Linked DNA regions of Homo sapiens: region 2 is linked to region 1. Evidence: chromatin contacts called from ENCODE Hi-C data. All regions are on one chromosome and are shown on one strand. The core of a region is the stretch at or near the end of the contact, and the rest is flanking DNA. Distances in the headings are between cores, read along the strand shown.

The links. Hi-C counts contacts between places; a loop is a spot of excess contacts on that map. Pooled maps may share reads with other maps.
Region 2: a loop to region 1 is called in a pooled map, with 2.3 times the contacts of the local background. The contact joins the promoter of SPART-AS1 here to the promoter of KATNAL1 in region 1. A Hi-C loop is called at or near these places in 2 of 50 pooled maps.

What each region holds. Positions count from the first base shown.
Region 1 is chr13:30,305,455-30,309,748 of GRCh38, forward strand. KATNAL1 (katanin catalytic subunit A1 like 1) reads right to left here and starts at 2,097. Exons shown (of 11, transcript NM_032116.5): 1 at 1,877-2,097. RefSeq lists silencers at 1,732-1,841, 1,872-2,101.
Region 2 is chr13:36,344,348-36,348,641 of GRCh38, forward strand. It overlaps SPART-AS1 (SPART antisense RNA 1), which reads left to right and starts at 2,084. Exons shown (of 5, transcript NR_045181.1): 1 at 2,084-2,160. It overlaps SPART (spartin), which reads right to left and starts at 2,047. Exons shown (of 9, transcript NM_015087.5): 1 at 1,878-2,047. RefSeq lists a silencer at 1,896-1,945.

The sequences.
Region 1 (4,294 bases), core at 847-3,346:
TTAGACAGAGTCAGGATCTTTCTACTAAATGACAGAGAATGGTCAGTGCTTGAGATCAGGACCAGACCCACCTGGGCTGAAATCCCAGGTTCACACGTTACCAGCTATGATTTTGAGCAAGGCCTCTAAAGCCTGTTTCCTCATCTCTAAAAATCAGTAACTACTTCACCAACTGTTTTGAGGATTAAGTAAGGAGTTGCATGCAAAATACTCCTCACAGCACCTGACATATTCAATAAATGTTACTGTTATGTGATTATTTCCTCTGGGCTCCTAGAGCAACTTGCACTTATCTCTACCACACTACTGTGATGACAAGACTGCCCATGCAGGATACAGACTATCTTTTTTCATCTCTTTATTCTCACCACCTGGCATAATGCCTGGCACATAGGTTCCTAACACATTTTGAATGAATAAATAAAATACTTCAAACCTTATGTTGTATCACATAAGGCCTCAATTTTGTTTTCTACCTGTCTTACTAAACCTACTTTCCATCTCCTCCTTGTACAAAATTGCAACCTCAAGTAAAATTTACACAGGTCAACTTCATTTTAATTAAGAGAAAGTTTTATAGGATTTGTGGTCTTTTTGTTTTTAAACACACACACACACAAACTCACAATAATATCAACAATTCTCCAACTTACTCCATAAAGCAGCAAATTTCTAGGATGGTTATCTACCTATTAAAAAATTTTAAAGGGTCGTCAAGGAAGGTTTCGTAAATCTGTGTCAGCTTCCTTTACCAGCAAGTCTTTGAGTCAACTCTAAGGACTCAAGTGTACTCCTGAACATAAAAAATATATAAAGAATTAACTAAATAATTAAAACATGGTATTTTTCCTTCCGAAAACATGCTGAGAAATTCTGAATAACACTGGAATAATCAAAGAATTATTGCTGCCTACTGCTAAAAAAGTCTGTTTTTAAAAGTTACTAGTAATTTAAAGCTGAACTAATCAAAATATGTGTAGGCAGTGTTCAGGCTGGCAAGGGGGGGGTGGGGTGGAGCACTCATTTCACAACCTTGAACCTCAAGAAATAAAATTCAAAAATGCAAAAAGTTAAAAATGCCAGATACCACCATATAATCGCAATGACATCTTTTTATCTATTTCCACACTTAACCTTTAAACATTACTGCCCTTTGAGTAATTACCAATTGATGGGTTTAATATGCAAACACCTCTGAGCTACTTTAAAACAAACATGACTAACCCAGAAATAAACGTATCCAGGAAAGGAGAAAAACCTGTTAAAACACGGTTTCTCAGGTCTCACATCCAATGTGTGACATACATACGGTTCTGCACCGAAAGGCAGCAACCTGCGAGGGTCAGAGGCGCCGAAGACCCGAGGCCCTGCAGCTTGGGCGGCTGCTCATCCCTGAGACTGTGCAGGGCGGTGGCCCAGCCGGGGTGGGGCTGAGCGCTGCAACTGGGGCGGGCCCAGCTACAGGGCGGGAAGCCCGAGGCTCACCTCCACTTCCCTTTCCCAACGCACAGAGCCCAGGTCCGCGACCACTCAACAGCCCCCTCAAGACAAAGAGAGATTTTTTTTTCTGTCCCGGTCCGCTCAAAGTTTATCGGTCTTTCCCGGCGGTCGGGGCCGCCGGGCTTTGTAGTTCGCCAGTCCGAGCTACCCCACCAAGACCGCGAGCCCGAGGAGTCGCTGAACTACAATTCCCATGATGCACCGCGAGCCTGGCGCTCCCGCGCCCCTCCCCGTCCCCGCACGGGAGCCAGCGCCCGAGGAACCCCGCAGCCCACTGCCCTGGCGTCTCCGGCAGTGGGAGGCCGAGAGGGGCTGTTGGCTAGAGCCCTCCACCACCTGCTGTCTCGCCCTCGCCCCTTTCTCTCGGATTCATTACCCAGAAGGCGCAGGTCCGGGCACATTCAGCGATGCGGTCCAGATGGGGTGCGGGTGGGGCGCAGGCCGCCGCCGCCGCCGCCGCCGAGTCCGTTAGCTCGCGACGTGCGTGAAAAGGCGGCGGCGGCGTAGTGTTGCCATGGCAGCCGCGGCCGCGCGGTGGGCGCAGCGCGGGAGGGAGCGCGGGGGCTGTGAGTCCGCTCTGGGGCGGAGCTTGGGACTCCCGCCCAGGTTGCCGGGGGGAGGGAGGTGCAGCGGCGCGGGGTGGGAGAGCAGGGAGACAGTGACATTGAGGAGGACGTGTGGCCGACTGAGCTCTGGTCGTGCTTGATGAGCCTGCCTCCACTGCGTCCAGCCCCCGTGGCAGGGCACCTTCGTGCCTGCTGCTTTCGGAGGTGATGCCAGTGGCGTCGAAGGAGGGGGCACCCGGGGCGTCGCAGCGCCTTTCCCGCCGCCTGTCCAGGCGTCCGCCGCTGGGTCTGCCCCCAAGGGATGTGTGGATCCTACGCCACCTCTGTGTTTTTCTCCAGTCAAACCGAATTGAAGTCTTTCGCACCCCCTTTCTCCATTCTCTGGGGAGGGGGATAGAAGGGAATCCTTCGATAAGATGGAATGCATATGGCCTTTAGGATTATTCAGGAGGTTTTAGAATTTGCAAATGGCATTGCTTTCGACTGAATTTGGATTTATGCTGTTTCTTGGCAATCGTTTGTGGACTCTAGGATAAACAGGTTAAGAGCGTGGGCTTCTAAAACGAATTCTTAGTTCACGTCCTGCCCCTGTGCTTGGTAGCTGATGACCAGAGGCGCCTTTCTCACCTCTTAACGTTTTGATCTGCAAAAATGGAGATATCCATCTTGCAACTCTTGTAAGAAATACACGCATTAATACTGATGAAGCTCTATAAAACAAAGCTTAGCATTTAACAATAGCTATTAAATATTAATTATTTAATCAATAGTGATAAAAGTCAGAATAGTGGTTGGCTGTCGGGGAGGAGTTTGAGAGAATTTTTTGTAGTGATGAAAAAATTCTATAGCTAAGAGTTTCGGTTACAGAAGTATATGCACTTGTCAAAACTCTTGGAATGGGACATTTAAGATTTGTACATTTCACTGCATGTAAATTTACCTCAAAAGAGAACATAAAAATGTGTTGTTATTATTATTAGAGCTATAGACTCTAATGGAAACTACAGAGATATTCTAGGCCCAATCTCTAGATTTTATAGATGGGAAAACTGAGGCCCAGAAATTTAATAGAAAAAAAGAGGAAGGGGAGTGAATTCGTGACCTTGTCATTTTCTAGTAATGAATATCTCCTGAAAAATTATGGTTGAAAATAACAAAAATGGCTCCTGTAATCCAGCTGAGTCATCCTACCACAGAGATTTTCTTGAACTTGACTGAGTCCCTTATCCACCTTGTGGTGTTCCCCACGGCCAATGTCCTCTCAAGGATTGCACCGTCACTTCTGGCTCTCAGTTCTTGCTTTTCCTGAACACTTAGACCTCTCCACATATCACCTCTTACAACTCTCCTCTCTCTACTCCTGCTGACACATAATTTCGAAATCAGCCCCTTTTCTTTGGTTGTTTCTATAGCCAACTCTTTAGAAGGTTTGGAGCAGATAAGTGGTTTTAAATTAAGGATGCAAAAAACCTAAAATTAGAAATCCCTGCTCTTAAAAGTCCTTCAGTTCCTCCCATGATATTTTTATCCACCTACCACCTACCCCCATTTTTTCATCATAACCTGTAACCTCCCACTATTGTACCATCTTTCTGGTCCCATCTCTCCCCTCCTCTCCTCTCTTTATACAATACTTTTATTTCCATCTCCTAATCTGTGCCTTCATAGCTACCTGCCATTCCTAAACTGTTTACCAAAGTTTTTTCCTACACAAAGTAACTTCCCAAGAGGAACTCTGGAGCCAGCTATTAAAATAATATTTTTTCACATATGTATCCTCATATTCTATTTGATTCAGTCCACAGTGTAGCTGCTCAATAAATATTAAGCAGCTTACGTACATGACCTGTTGATATAGTTTGGCTGTGTCCCCACCCACCTCTCACTTTATTGTAATAATTCCCACCTGTCAAGGGCAGGGCCAGGTGGGGATAATTGAATCATGGGCGCGGTTTCACCCGTACTGTTCTTATGGTAGTGAATAAGTCTCATGAGATCTGATGGCTTTATAAATGGGAGTTCCCCTACACAAGCTCTTTTGCCTGCCACTGTGTAAGAAGCCCCTTTGCTCTTCCTTCATCTTCCGCCATGATTGTGAGGCCTCCCCAGCCATGTGGAACTGAGTCCATTAAAACTCTTTCCTTTATAAATTACCCTGTCTTGGTTATGTCTTTATTAGCAGCATGAAAACGGACTAATACACCTGTCCTGGCTACCTTCACAGTGGG
Region 2 (4,294 bases), core at 834-3,333, 6.0 Mb after region 1:
GGAACAAGATGGCTACTGAGAAAGAAGAGTGTGCCTGTGTGTAGGGGTGGAGTGGGAGGGCTAATTCCACAGGATTGCTTAATAACCTTCCTTGCTACATCTCCATCTTAAAGAGAAAAAAAGGATACACGAGAGAAGAGCCTGGGTATCTAGAGGTTATATATAAGTCTAATGGTCAATTTCAGTCTAATCTCTGGGGAATCTCAACACAGAAAGAAAAAGGTTTATATTAAAATATCACATTTTTATTTTGTGACTGGGATTTGCTATATCCTCAGCGGTCTCAGAAAATACATTTTACAGAAATAAGGATTGGAGGATGGTGACTTAAAAAAAAGCCTATTCTATTCCTAAGCACAATTAAGTGTCAATCAAGTGTCCTGAAAAGATAAAAACCATTATCACATTATTTCACATTATTTAATTTTCAAAGTTAAGAAGACAAAGTCTTTGAAATGACAATCTGATGTATTAAACAGTACCTACACCAGTGTACAGTCTTCAACAACAAACCAAAATCTGTTCCGATACCAGTAGTTCACCTAAATTCTAATTTTTTAACGTTCTAATAAAACACATTTATTTCAACATAACTACATGTATGTCTGTGTATGTCTTAAAAAATACCCGAGAAAAGGTAAAATTCTGCATTAAAATACCTAGCAATTTAGTTCGATTCCATAAACACTGAAAGAAGTAACACTCTCACTTAACAGTCAACATTACAAGCAGTCTTTAATAATACCGCATTTAACTCCTTAGAGCTAGCACAAGTTGATCTAATGCCTATTTGGCCCTTTACCAAAAAAGCGGAGGGGGCTTTGTCTAACACCTGTATACACCTCCCTCCGTAGCATCCCGCTCATTCTAGCTTCTTAGGGAAACCATAGACAACGACGTTTCAGAGAGTGCCAGAGGTGAAGCCGACCCGAAACCACATTACAGAAAGGCTTCCTGTTTCAAACAGGTCCAATAAAGCCACCAAATTAAGTCTACGATTATAAAGAACTGCGAATCAGAAAATAATTCCATATAGGTGCAGTCTTCTATTACTTTTTTCCCCACTTTCGGAAATTTCAAAGAAAAATTGCTACATTCTTAAATATGAGGCCATTATTTCAAAGGCTGTAACAACCTGGAACGCAAATTCGTTAAATTATGATACAATAAGGCCAACCTCGAGGATCCTCGGTGGACTACTAGCGCACTTCCTTACAATTAGAAAGTGAAAAACTGGGTCAGCCCTAGAGTCACGCAATAATGCTGCGTCACGAAACTGCGCATTCCAAGAGAAACTTTTCTCAGGCCCAGAATTAAGTCGGAGGGATCCGCCGCGCAGCTCAATCCCTAGGAAGCATGAAAGAATGTATTGTAAAGAGTAAAATCACGCGCAATCCATCCCAATATAACCGCAGTTGTTCGTGGGCCTTCTTGCAGAGAAAGGCTGCCCAACCTTGACGGGGCCATGGGCGCTGCGGGAGGGCAAAAGACCACAGAGATCTGCGAAGCCAAAGTAAACAACGGGGTTGGGGCGGCGAGAATGATCAATAGCGATGCTCCGAAAGGACTCCGCGATAGGAATCGAGCGGGAAGGATTCCCTCCATCCTAACAGTCCATGGGTTAAGAGGCCGAAGCTTCCCTAAATACCACACTCCCGCGAGAGAAGGGACTGAGAACAACTTCTCAAACTATTCTCTCTCGAAATCGCTCCCTTCCTCGAAAATTCCATCTCTGAGACTCGGATGAGGTCCCCACCCCCTCCACCCTTGTCCCGTGACCGTCGCCCGCTCAGCCTCCCAGCCGAGTCCGCGGGGCCTGGGGCGCCCACCCCGCCCACCCAAGGGACCGCGCAGGGGTGAACTCCCCCGCGCCCCACCTGCGCCTTCCAGACCTCGGGCGCCCCGGCGTTGCCTCGAGAGCTCCCTGCGCGGCCGCCGCGGCACGGACCAGCTCCCACTCCCTTACACTGGGCGCCGCTGCGCTCGCCGGGGGCCGGTCCCGAGGTTCCCAAGGCCTCGCGCGCGCGCTTGCCGTGGCAACCAAGACGTTCCACGACGCGCGCTCTCGAACGCTTCGCGTCACGCGGCCGCGCGGCCCCGCCCGTCGGCCTCGCTCCCGCCACAGAGCCCGCAGCACGCCGCCGCCGCAGCCTAGGTCACGTGAGTACCCACGCGCGCGTCTTGCCAGCGGATTCATCACCGGCCTGCTCAGACTAGGTTCTGCCCACTCTGACCTTCTAAATGGTACGTGGGAGGACGTCCGTCCCCTTCGGACCCAAGAGTCACCGTAACACTCTAGAAGGGGAGAAAAGGAGCGAGGGCGGCAGGCGACAGAGAACCTCGCGAGTCAGCGGCCCCGCGCAGACCCCCCCAGGCACGGTCCCCTGCGGCCACGTCGGCTGCTCGGCGCCTGCGCAATCTCTTTCTCTCCAGCGAAACCGAGGCCTCCGGAGAGCCTAGTAGAGAGTGTGGGCAGTGAGCGCTTGTAGCCGCTAGAGGGAGCGCTGGGCACAGTGCACGAGAGACAATAAAGGCTGATTATCCCCTCAATGTCTCTGCAGCCTGAGCTTTGTGACTTCTGTATCCAGAGCACAGTTAATTTCCAAAAGCCCGCCTGCACCACGTGTTTTAAGTCTTGGTGTGTGTGTAAAGTCTATATCACTATCATAAAACTGTTAGTTCCTGATTCCGGGATACAAAGAGTAAAATCAAGATGAACATACTTTACCCTTCTTGACAAGTGTTTTTAAATTAGTAAAATATTGTAGATGACAGACTCTTCAATAGGGCTGCCTTAGGGAAAAAAAAACAGAAAAAAGAAAAAGCAGTATGTACTTGCCCGGAGCATTTAGAACCAGTTTTGTTGTTGTTGTGTTTTTGTTTTGTTTTGAGACAGAGTCTTACTATGTTGCCCAGGCTGGAGTGCAGTGGCATGATCTCGGCTCACTGCAACCTCTGCTTCCCAGGTTCAAGCGACTCTCATGCCTCAGCCTCCAGAGAAGCTGGAATTACAGCTGTGCACCACCACTCCCGTCTAATTTTTGTATTTTTAGTAGAGACGGGGTTTCACCATATTGGCCAAGCTGGTCTTGAAAGCTTGACCTCAAGTTAGCCAGGCTGGTCTCGAATTCCTGACCTCAAGCGATCCACCTGCCTCAGTTTCCCAAAGTGCTGGGATTACAGGCGTGAGTCACCGCGCCTGGCCTTAGGACCAGTTAAGTGACTCCCTCAAATCTCAGAAAGGTAGCAGTCAGTCATCCCAAAAAGCAAAACCTATTAGGAATATATTAATACAGTGGTTTCAAAATGATTTTGCTCTTATACCCCCAAAGGAGTCCCCAAAGACTATGACTGTATTCTCACTTCCACGTTTTTGGATTGACCATCACAATTTCTCATCTGACTTAAATAGTTACAAAAGAAGCAACTTCTGTTTTATTATAAATTAACATTTTAAAATAAAAGTTATATAACTTTTAAATGTAGCCAGTGGAATCTAAATACCAATTTAATATCTAAAATCATCAATTTTTAAAACTACATGAACAAGCTTTTAACAGAAGGAAATTTTACATCATTTCTTTTCTTCTTGAACTCATATTTCCGTTCCATATTGTGAAATTGTATGTCAATATTTCTTTAGTCTTGCAAATATTGGCCAGGCTTGGTGGCTTATGCCTGTAGTCCCAGCTACTCCAGAGGCCGAGGCAAGAGAATCGCTTGAGCCCAGGAGTTCGAGACCAGCCTGGGCAACATGACGAAACCCGTCCCTACAAAAAAACACAAAAATTAGCTGGGCATGGTGGTACACATCTGTAGTCCCAGTTACTCCAGAGGCTGAGGCAGGAAGATCACCTGAGCTGGGGAGGCAGAGGCAGCAGTGACTGAGATTGTGCCACTGCACCCCAGCCTGGGCAATAGAGCCAGACCCTGTACCCCCTGGCCCCCACCAAAAAAAGAAAGGAAATCTTTTATTGGTCATCTACTCTACTTCTTTACATTTAAAAAGTACATACATTTAAATAGAATTTTTTAAATTTCCAACAGCCATAAAGATGAATGTGTTTAAAACATGTAGAATTTCTATACACAAAATTGTTATATATAGAAAACCCTAAAGAATTTACTACAACACTGTTAGAACTAATAAATGAGTACATCAAGGATTCAGGACAACAGGTCAACATACAGAAATCAATAGTATTTCTATACACTAGCAATGAACATTTCAAAAATGAAATTAATTCCATTCATAATATTATCAAGAAGAATAAAATACTTAGAAATAAATGTA